2 separate regions of the Homo sapiens genome follow, and region 2 is linked to region 1. The links are chromatin contacts, found by Hi-C or POLR2A ChIA-PET in ENCODE. All regions are on one chromosome and are shown on one strand. The core of a region is the stretch at or near the end of the contact, and the rest is flanking DNA. Distances in the headings are between cores, read along the strand shown.

The links. A loop is a pair of places that touch in the nucleus more often than their neighbours do. ChIA-PET counts read pairs that join two places held with the same protein, here RNA polymerase II (POLR2A).
Region 2: a map with no recorded cell type shows a loop between it and region 1 (4-fold over the local background). The contact joins two enhancer-like sites. A Hi-C loop is called at or near these places in 1 of 37 single-sample maps with no recorded cell type. POLR2A ChIA-PET finds 5 or more read pairs at or near these places in 1 of 52 experiments (OCI-LY7).

What each region holds. Positions count from the first base shown.
Region 1 is chr1:23,572,293-23,576,350 of GRCh38, forward strand. LOC124903876 (a long non-coding RNA gene) reads left to right here. Exons shown (of 3, transcript XR_007065537.1): 3 at 455-1,408. Among named protein-coding and RNA genes, the nearest start is that of ID3, 15 kb to the left of the region's middle. RefSeq lists an enhancer at 2,465-2,554. Within about 2 kb of position 2,062, at least 5 of the 41 ENCODE cell types and tissues checked have a DNase peak (open chromatin) inside an H3K27ac peak, as active enhancers do; they include OCI-LY7, where a contact is called at or near this core.
Region 2 is chr1:24,478,968-24,483,025 of GRCh38, forward strand. No RefSeq gene overlaps it. Among named protein-coding and RNA genes, the nearest start is that of RCAN3AS, 21 kb to the right of the region's middle. RefSeq lists an enhancer at 2,214-2,323. Within about 2 kb of position 2,309, at least 9 of the 41 ENCODE cell types and tissues checked have a DNase peak (open chromatin) inside an H3K27ac peak, as active enhancers do; they include OCI-LY7, where a contact is called at or near this core.

The DNA.
Region 1 (4,058 bases), core at 812-3,311:
CCTCAGCCTCCCGAGTAGCTGGAACCACAGGTACATGCCACCACAGCTGGCAAATTTTTTTTTTTTTTTTTGAGATGAAGTCTCACTCTGTCGCCCAGGCTGGAGTGCAGTGGTGCAATCTCGGCTCACTGCAAGCTCCGCCTCCTGGGTTCACACCATTCTCCTGCCTCAGCCTCCTGAATAGCTGGGATTACAGGCGCCCACCACCATACCCAGCTAATTTTTTTGTATTTTTAGTAGAGACGGGGTTTCACCATGTTAGCTAGGATGGTCTCGATTTCCTGACCTCGTGATCTGCCTGCCTGGTCCTCCCAAAGTGCTGTGATTATAGGATTATAGACCACTGCGCCCGGCCCAATTTTTTTGTACTTATTTGTAGAGACAGGGTCTCTCTATGCTGCCCAGGCTTCCAAACAACTTTTGTGACAGATACTATTATCATCCCATTTCACAGTTGCGGAAGCATCAGAAAGGTGAAGCCACCCGCCTAAGACCGAAGAGCTAGAAGCAAAAGAGCCAAATTTCAAAACTGCAAAGTGTTCCTGACCTCTGGGCTGTCCTGCTTCCTGGAAATTGCTTGGGCAGTGCGCTCCATCTTCCTGGGGCATTTAACCCACAAGTTTGCTAGCAGCCATGTTTTCAAGCTGCAACAACTACTTCTTGGATGGTGAGAATTGGGAGAGATGGCAGAAGGCCTGGGGAAGAGTGGGGATGCTGGGAAAGCCTCCTGGTGAGAAAGCTCAGGCCACAGCTGGGCCAGGGACATCCACAGCAGTCTCCAGGCTCTGACACCCCCTCCCCAACCCTGACTCCCTCCCAGGGGAGAGAATAACTTGGCTCCAAAGCTGAGGCCAGAATATAAGCCAGAGACCTGCTGACCTGACCCCCCCACCCTGGAATCTACTGAATCTGGGGCCAGGAGCAAGGAAGGGCTGACCCCAAACTGAACAAATCAAAAAGCCAAGTTCCCCTCTGAGCCCTGCAATTTTTTTTTCTTTTGGACCAAATAAGGAAGGAGCACCTGTTACTTTATAATCATACTGTAGGACAGCCTCGAGTTGAAAGCCATGGGATCTGGAGTCTTGAAAACGCGGTTCAAGCTCCTATCTTTTCTATTTCCAAACTCAGTGTCCTAGAGCAACTCACTCACTTTCCCCAAGCTTCAGTTTTTCTATCTATGAAATAGACAATGATACTCCTGTTAAGAGGGCGCTTGTAAGGATTTGGGGGACCAGAGGTTAAATTCGCTTCATTTTAGTTCACCTACGTTACTTATGTTTTGTTACATGTCTTAAGTTATGGTTTTAATAATCCCCCCACTCAAAAATAAACAAGATTAAAAGAATAATGAAAATAGTTAATAATAAGTGTCAACATTTATGGGCACTGATTTTGTGCTGTTTCAAGTGCTTTATACACATTAACTCATTTATCTTCATAAAAAGCCTATGAAGCCATTATACAGATGAGGAAACAGGCTCAGAGAGGCTAAGCATGTTGTTCAAGGTCACACAGCATGGAAGAGGCAAGCCGACTGACTCCAGAGCCTTAGCTTTGTGCCAGTCAGAATGGAAAAGAACTCCAAAAGACACCAACCTGGTTTATTCAAGTGCTGGCATGTAAGGATAAGGAAAAGCAGCCATCAGTTTGAATGACAGGCGATGGGTCCGGAGTAATTAGCCAAATGTATGAAGATTTCACCATTTCTAAACCATCCTGTTATATGACCACACATACCATCTTCATGGAAGTGCAGTAGCATCACCATGACAACTACTTTTGTGTTTTTACCTCTAATGTAATCGATTGTATTTTAAAATATTTTTAAATGAATAAAAGCTTTTGAATTTAATGTTTTAAGTAGGTAATACTTTCACCTGGTTAAAAACTCAAAAAGCTCGAGAGGCATAAAGTGAAAGGCCTCCTTCTCACCCCGGCCCCTGCCATCCTCTTCTCACAGTCAGCCAATGTTGCTAGTTTTGTGGGGAGGGGAAGAACTGATACTTTTTGAAAGTAGAAAGAGTGTGCTTGATTTGTTCTGAGGTCACAAGCCATAAAGCCCACCTTACTCTGGTTGATTTCTTCAGGTCGGCCTCAGCCTGATTTCCTGTACCCTTTGAGGCACTGCTGCTTCCTGCAGGTGATGGTTAGTCCCTTAGGGAGATGGTCAGTCCCTTCTCCCTCTGAACTTTCCCCTGAGGCACCCCCTTCAGTACCCGCTATGCTCCTGACCACATTCTCTCTGGCCTCTAGGCCTGACTGGTTCTCCATCCCCCAGAACCTGCAGAGCCTGTAAATGCCAGAGAAATCTCATCATCTCACACAGCTGATGTGGTAGAGGTGGACCCAGAGGTCACACCTGGGTGGCTTCAGGCTATATCTAGCCTATGAGATTTTTTGTTCTTTTTTGGTCTGCACAGTGATGTCAGAATTGGAAATCTTCACCTGAAAGTCCAATTTTCTGATTTCACTTGAAATATTGGCAGACTCAGCCACACTGAACCCATACTGATGCATGATGATGACAGCTGGAGCTGAGCAGCAGTTGCTCCCTTGAGAAGGAGCACAAGCTCTCTGGGTTGTATGGTCCCCGCCACTCTGGGTTGGTTAACATGGTAGGCAGGATCATAGTCACCTCCAAAGATGTCTGTGTCCTAATCCCTATAATTTGTGAATGTACTGTTACACGGCAAGTGGGAATTAAGTTTGCAGATGGAATGAAGGTTGCTATGCAGGATTATCTAGGTGGGTCCAATGGAATCAGAAGGGTCCTTAAAAGTGGGAGAGGGCAGCAGAAAAGAGTCAGAGAAAGAGAGGCAACCACGAAAACAGGGTCAGAGAGATGCCATGTTGCTGGCTTTGAAAATGAAGGAAGGGGTCACAACCCAAGGAATGTTGGCAGCCTCCAGAAGCTGGAAAAGGCAAGGAAATCAATTATCTTCCAGATTCTCCGAAAGGGAAGTCCCTGCAAACACCCTGATTTTAGCCCAGTGAGATCAGGTTGGTTTGAGAGCATAAACTTAAGTTGTTTTAAGTGACTAAGTTTGTAGTCATTTTGTTATAGCAGCAATAGAGAAGTAATACAGTTAATATGGGCCCTTGTAGGTCTCCAGGGATGGGGGAGTGGGGCACAGCTGTGAGAGCTGTTGTAAGTGTGCAAGACTCATAGCTTAAAGAGCTCGGTAAATGGCCATGAATGTTCTAATGAATAGGCGTAGCAGGCGGGTTCTGGGCAGAGTAGAGATATGGGTGACCCTTGCTTTGGTTTTTTCTCCCTCCACTCTTGTGACACCCTCTGCCCAGTTTCCTTCACAGCCCTGGGGCTTGCTGAGAGAGCCGGGCTGATATGTCAGGCCTTCAGCATTGAGTAGGGCAATCACTTAGCAAGTTGGCAGGTCTCAGCAGCTGGTGGAGGAATCTGGGCTCTGACTGAGGACAGGATTAGAGGTCAAAGTGGGAAAGTAGGGAATAGGCCCCAGACTGAGTAAAAAGACCAGGAGAGCTGAAGGTGGGGGAGGGTCAGGAGCAGGTTCTGAAAGGGGGTGCAAAGCTAGGCAGGGCCCAGACTTGAGGCCTGTTCTAGGTGGTGCTGGCTGGTAGGGGAATGACTGATGGTCTAGGATTGCTGAGGACAACTGTGCACCTGCCAGCACTGTCCTAAGCCTGCCTCTGAACACTAAGCTGTCAGCCTCTGTTTACCTTCCACTCTCAGTATAACCTGCATTCGGCCTATTTGTTGGGAGGCAACTGAAAAACTAATTTATCCTGAATTATTCTTAGTGACTGATAGTGGCTTACTGTGTCAGATACTTGCCAAGGAGATTCATGTTGAAGTGCATATCATTTTAACCTAAAAAGATGAAGTGCATTTAAGGTAGCAGTGTCTGAGAAGGAAAACCTCATGGCTACTGGTGGTGGGGGGTGGCAGGGAACATAGGATGTCACACGGTGGACAGCCTTACCTGCTCACAGGGCTGTACACCCCCAGGAGGTCTCTCATATTCCAGCCCCCATGTCCTTAAGTCTCTTTAGATTTTTTTCACCTGGGCTTTCATTAC
Region 2 (4,058 bases), core at 1,059-3,558, 910 kb after region 1:
AGGCAGCCTCACTAGCTGATGCTGTGTCTCAGCTTAGAGGAGAGGCCCTATAAAAAGGAGACCCAGGCCAGGTGCAGTGGCTCACGCCTGTAATCCCAGCACTTTGGGAGGCCGAGGTGGGCAGATCACCTGAAGTCAGGAGTTCGAGACCAGCCTGGCCAAGATGGTGAAACCCCATCTCTACTAAAAATACAAAAATCAGCTGGGCGTGGTGGTGTATGCCTGTAATCCCAGCTACCTAGGAGGCTGAGGCAGGAGAATTGCTTGAACCCGGGAGGTAGAGGTTGCAGTGAGCCGAGACTGCACCACTGCACTCCAGCCTAGGTGACAAAGCAAGACTCCGTCTCAGGGAAAAAAATAAAAAAAAGGAGACCCAGACCCATGAGGCTCTGGATGAGCCCTGGAGACCACAGATTGAAAAAGAGACACTCCCTGACCTTAAGTGGGAGAGAAAACAATTATTTAACCATGCCAAGAATATCTGTTAGTGGTTCCTGTTCAACATGGCAACCTAGGCACACACATTCACCTCCTCTCTGCCCCAGAGTGGCTCTGAGCTCAGACAGTAAGTGAGAAGAACAAGTGTGCTATGGGCAGCAATCTGGATTAAAGGGAAGACTATTTATAGGTCCTGTGGACACAGAACAACATCAGCCCCAGAGGGAACCCTAAGAATTACTCTAAACAGCGGAAGATGGCCAGACGCGGTGACTCACACCTGTAATCCCAGCACTTTGGGAGGCCAAGGCGGGTGGTTCACCTGAGGTCGGGAGTTTGAGATCAGCCTCGCCAACATGGTGAAACCCCATCTCTACTAAAAATACAAAAATTAGCCAGGCATGGGAGCACATACCTGTAATCCCAGCTACTCGGGAGGCTGAGGCAGGAGAATGGCTTGAACCTGGGAGGCGGAGGTTGCAGTGAGCCAAGATCACGCCATTGCACTCCAGCCCGGGTGACAGACTGAGACTCCGTCTGAAAAAAAAAAAAAAGAGTGGTAGATTTGGCTGTGGACGGCCCATGGTAGGGATATTGGAGCAGCAGGCAAGGAAACGAATGGACCTCCAGCTCTGTTCTGTCGGGAGACAGACCTATGGAGAGCTGGAGCCGAGTCCCATGTCCTTCAGCAGATGTCTTGTCCCAAGGCAGCCAGCAGCTCCATGCTCATGCACCTGAGGAGGAAGCCGATGACCAGGCCTGCTCACTTCCTCCAAGATGAAAATCCCCCCTCACATTCAGGGGATGATGGTACGCCTTCGGGTAAACAAATGCACACAACTGCAAAGGAAATCTCTAGTAAGTACTGTAGTTCTTTATTTATAAATGGGATTGTCCACCAAGAATCGCAAGACATTTGAGGAAATTCAACAGCTTGAAAGAGAGAGACTAAAATGACTGAGGCCGGGCACAGTGGTTCACACCTACAATCCCAGCACTTTAAGAGGCCGAGGCGGGAGGATTGCTTGAGACCGGGAGTTTGAGACCAGCCTGGGCAACCTGGTAAAACAATGCACACAATGCATGGTGCATGAGAGGCCCTGTCTCTACAAACGGTGAGACCCTGTCTCTACAAAAATACAAAAAATTAGATGGGCATGGTGGTGCACACTTGGAGTCCCAGCTACTTGGGGAGCCGAGGTGGGAGGATCACCTGAGCCCATTGATATGGAGGCTGCAGTAAGCCATGATTGCACCACTGCACTCTAGCCTGAGCGACAGAGCAAGACCCTGTCTCAAAAAATTTAAAAAATAAAATAATTGAGTTAATATAAGAATGGCAGGATAATGCAGACAGGGCAGTGGTTCATTAAATTACTTTCTCTATTTTATGTCTACATGAAGTGGTTTTTGAGACTGAGCTCCGCTCTTGTCACCCAGGCTGGAGTACAATGGTGCGATCTCGGCTCACCACAACCTCTGCCTCCCGGGTTCAAACGATTCTCCTGCCTCAGCCTCCCAAGTAGCTGGGCCTACAGGCATACGCCACCACGCCTGGCTGATTTTTGTATTTTTAGTAGAGATGGGGTTTCACCATCTTGGCCAGCTGGTCTCGAACTCCTGACCTCAGGTGATCCGCCCACCTCGGCCTCCCAAAGTGCTGGGATTACAGGTATGAGCCACTGCGCCCAGCCTATGTGAAGTTTTCATAGTAAAAAATGAAAAGTAAGTGTCACTGAGCACTTACTAGGAGCTAAGCACTGGATATACAGTGGAGAAGGAGAGAGAGTGCCCCTCCCCCATGCAGAGCAGTCAGAAATTAAAGCAAACCACATAAAGTGTGGTGAATGTTATAACTGAGGGAGCAATGACACTTCACAGTGTCAGGACGAAGCAGGAAGCGAGAGAACCAAGAAAGGGAAATGGAAGCTGTGGGGGTGGCCCTAGCAGTGACAGAGCAGGCAGTGTATCTTGTGCCTGGAGGCTTTCCTTTCCCCAGGACCCAGTGCAAAATGAAAATGGAGGGGCCCTTAGTTCAAAAACCAAGAAAAAGTGCCACCAAGGGACTTCTAAAAGCTTTTTTCTCTCTTTAACAACAGTCTCTCTCTTGACTTTTTAAATGTGTTACTTAATGTCATTTTCAGTAAAGGCAAATTAAAATTTTAAATGATTAGCATGAATTTTTTACCCATTCATCTTTGTTTTCTGCAATACCCATTTTAAATGCAAATATAAGAGCACTTAACTCGTATCTGTAATCACTGTAGTATAGAATTTGTGTTTCATAGCTCATACATACGTATTTTGTTCTTACCAGAACAGTGAGAACCCTGCATGAAACACACTCAACTGTGTTTATTTCATTTATTGATTGCACACATTCTACCACCTCTCTCTGCCTTCAGCTTGTTGATGAGTCAAGAAGGACTAAAAGGAAACGCCAGAAGTCCCAGCTACTCAGGAGGCAGAGGCAGGAGGATCGCTTGAGCCCAGGAATTTGACTCTACAGAAACTAAACATTATTAGCCAGGAGTGGTGGCACATGCCTGTGGTCCTATCTGCTCAGGAAGCTGAGGTGAGAGGATGGCTCGAGCCCAGGAGTTCAAGCCTGCAGTGAACTATGATCATACCACTGCACTCCAGCCTGGGTGACAGCAAGACCCCGATTCTTTAAAAAAAAAAAAAAGACTGAAAGGAAAAGACACTGTGGGTTGCCCCACCTTTTCCTGTCTCTCTATGTCATCATTGTCAGTGTAAGCTGTTGGCTGACACAGGAGGTAGCATTAGTAAGGAGGACATGATAGGGCTCCTTGTCCACAGCCTTCTTTCTGTGTTTACAGAAAGTTTGGGTTGGAAGAGAAAGCATGGCCTCCCATTAGGCCAGCCCTTCCCCACCCCCATCCTGGCCCCCCACAGAATCATAAACATAACACACTTAACCTTGTTTTAAGACAGGGTCGGCCTGGCACAGTGGCTCACGCCTGTAATCCCAACACTTTGGGAGGCTGAGGCAGGCAGATCACCTGAGGTCAAGAGTTCGAGACCACCCTGGCCAATATGGTGAAACCTTGTCTCTACTAAAAATACAAAAAAATTAGCCAGGCGTGATGGCGCACGCCTGTAATCCCAGCTACTTGGTAGCCTGAGGCTGGAGAATCGCTTGAACCCCGGAGGCGGAGGTGGCTATGAGCCGAGATCGCGCCACTGCACTACTCCAGCCTGGGCAACAAAGCAAGACTCGGTCTTCAAAAAAAAAAAAAAAAAAAAAGGTCTCGCTCTCTGTCTTCCAGGCTGGAGTGCAGTGGGGCGATCTCGGCTCACTGCAACCTCCGCCTCCCCTAGTTCAAGCAATTCTCATGCCTCAGCCTCCCGAGTAGCTGGGATGACAGGCCTGTACTACCATGCCTGGCTAATTTTTTGTATTTTTTTTTTAGTAGAGCTGGGATTTTGCCATATTGGTCAGGGTGGTCTCAAACCCCTGGCCTTAAATGATCTATCCGCCTTGGCCTCCCAAAGTGCTGGGATTATAAGTGTGAGCCACTGCGCCCGGCCATCACACACTTACCGTGGACTTGCTTTGCACACACGTGATGGATCCAACAGAACTCGGTGCTCAGGGG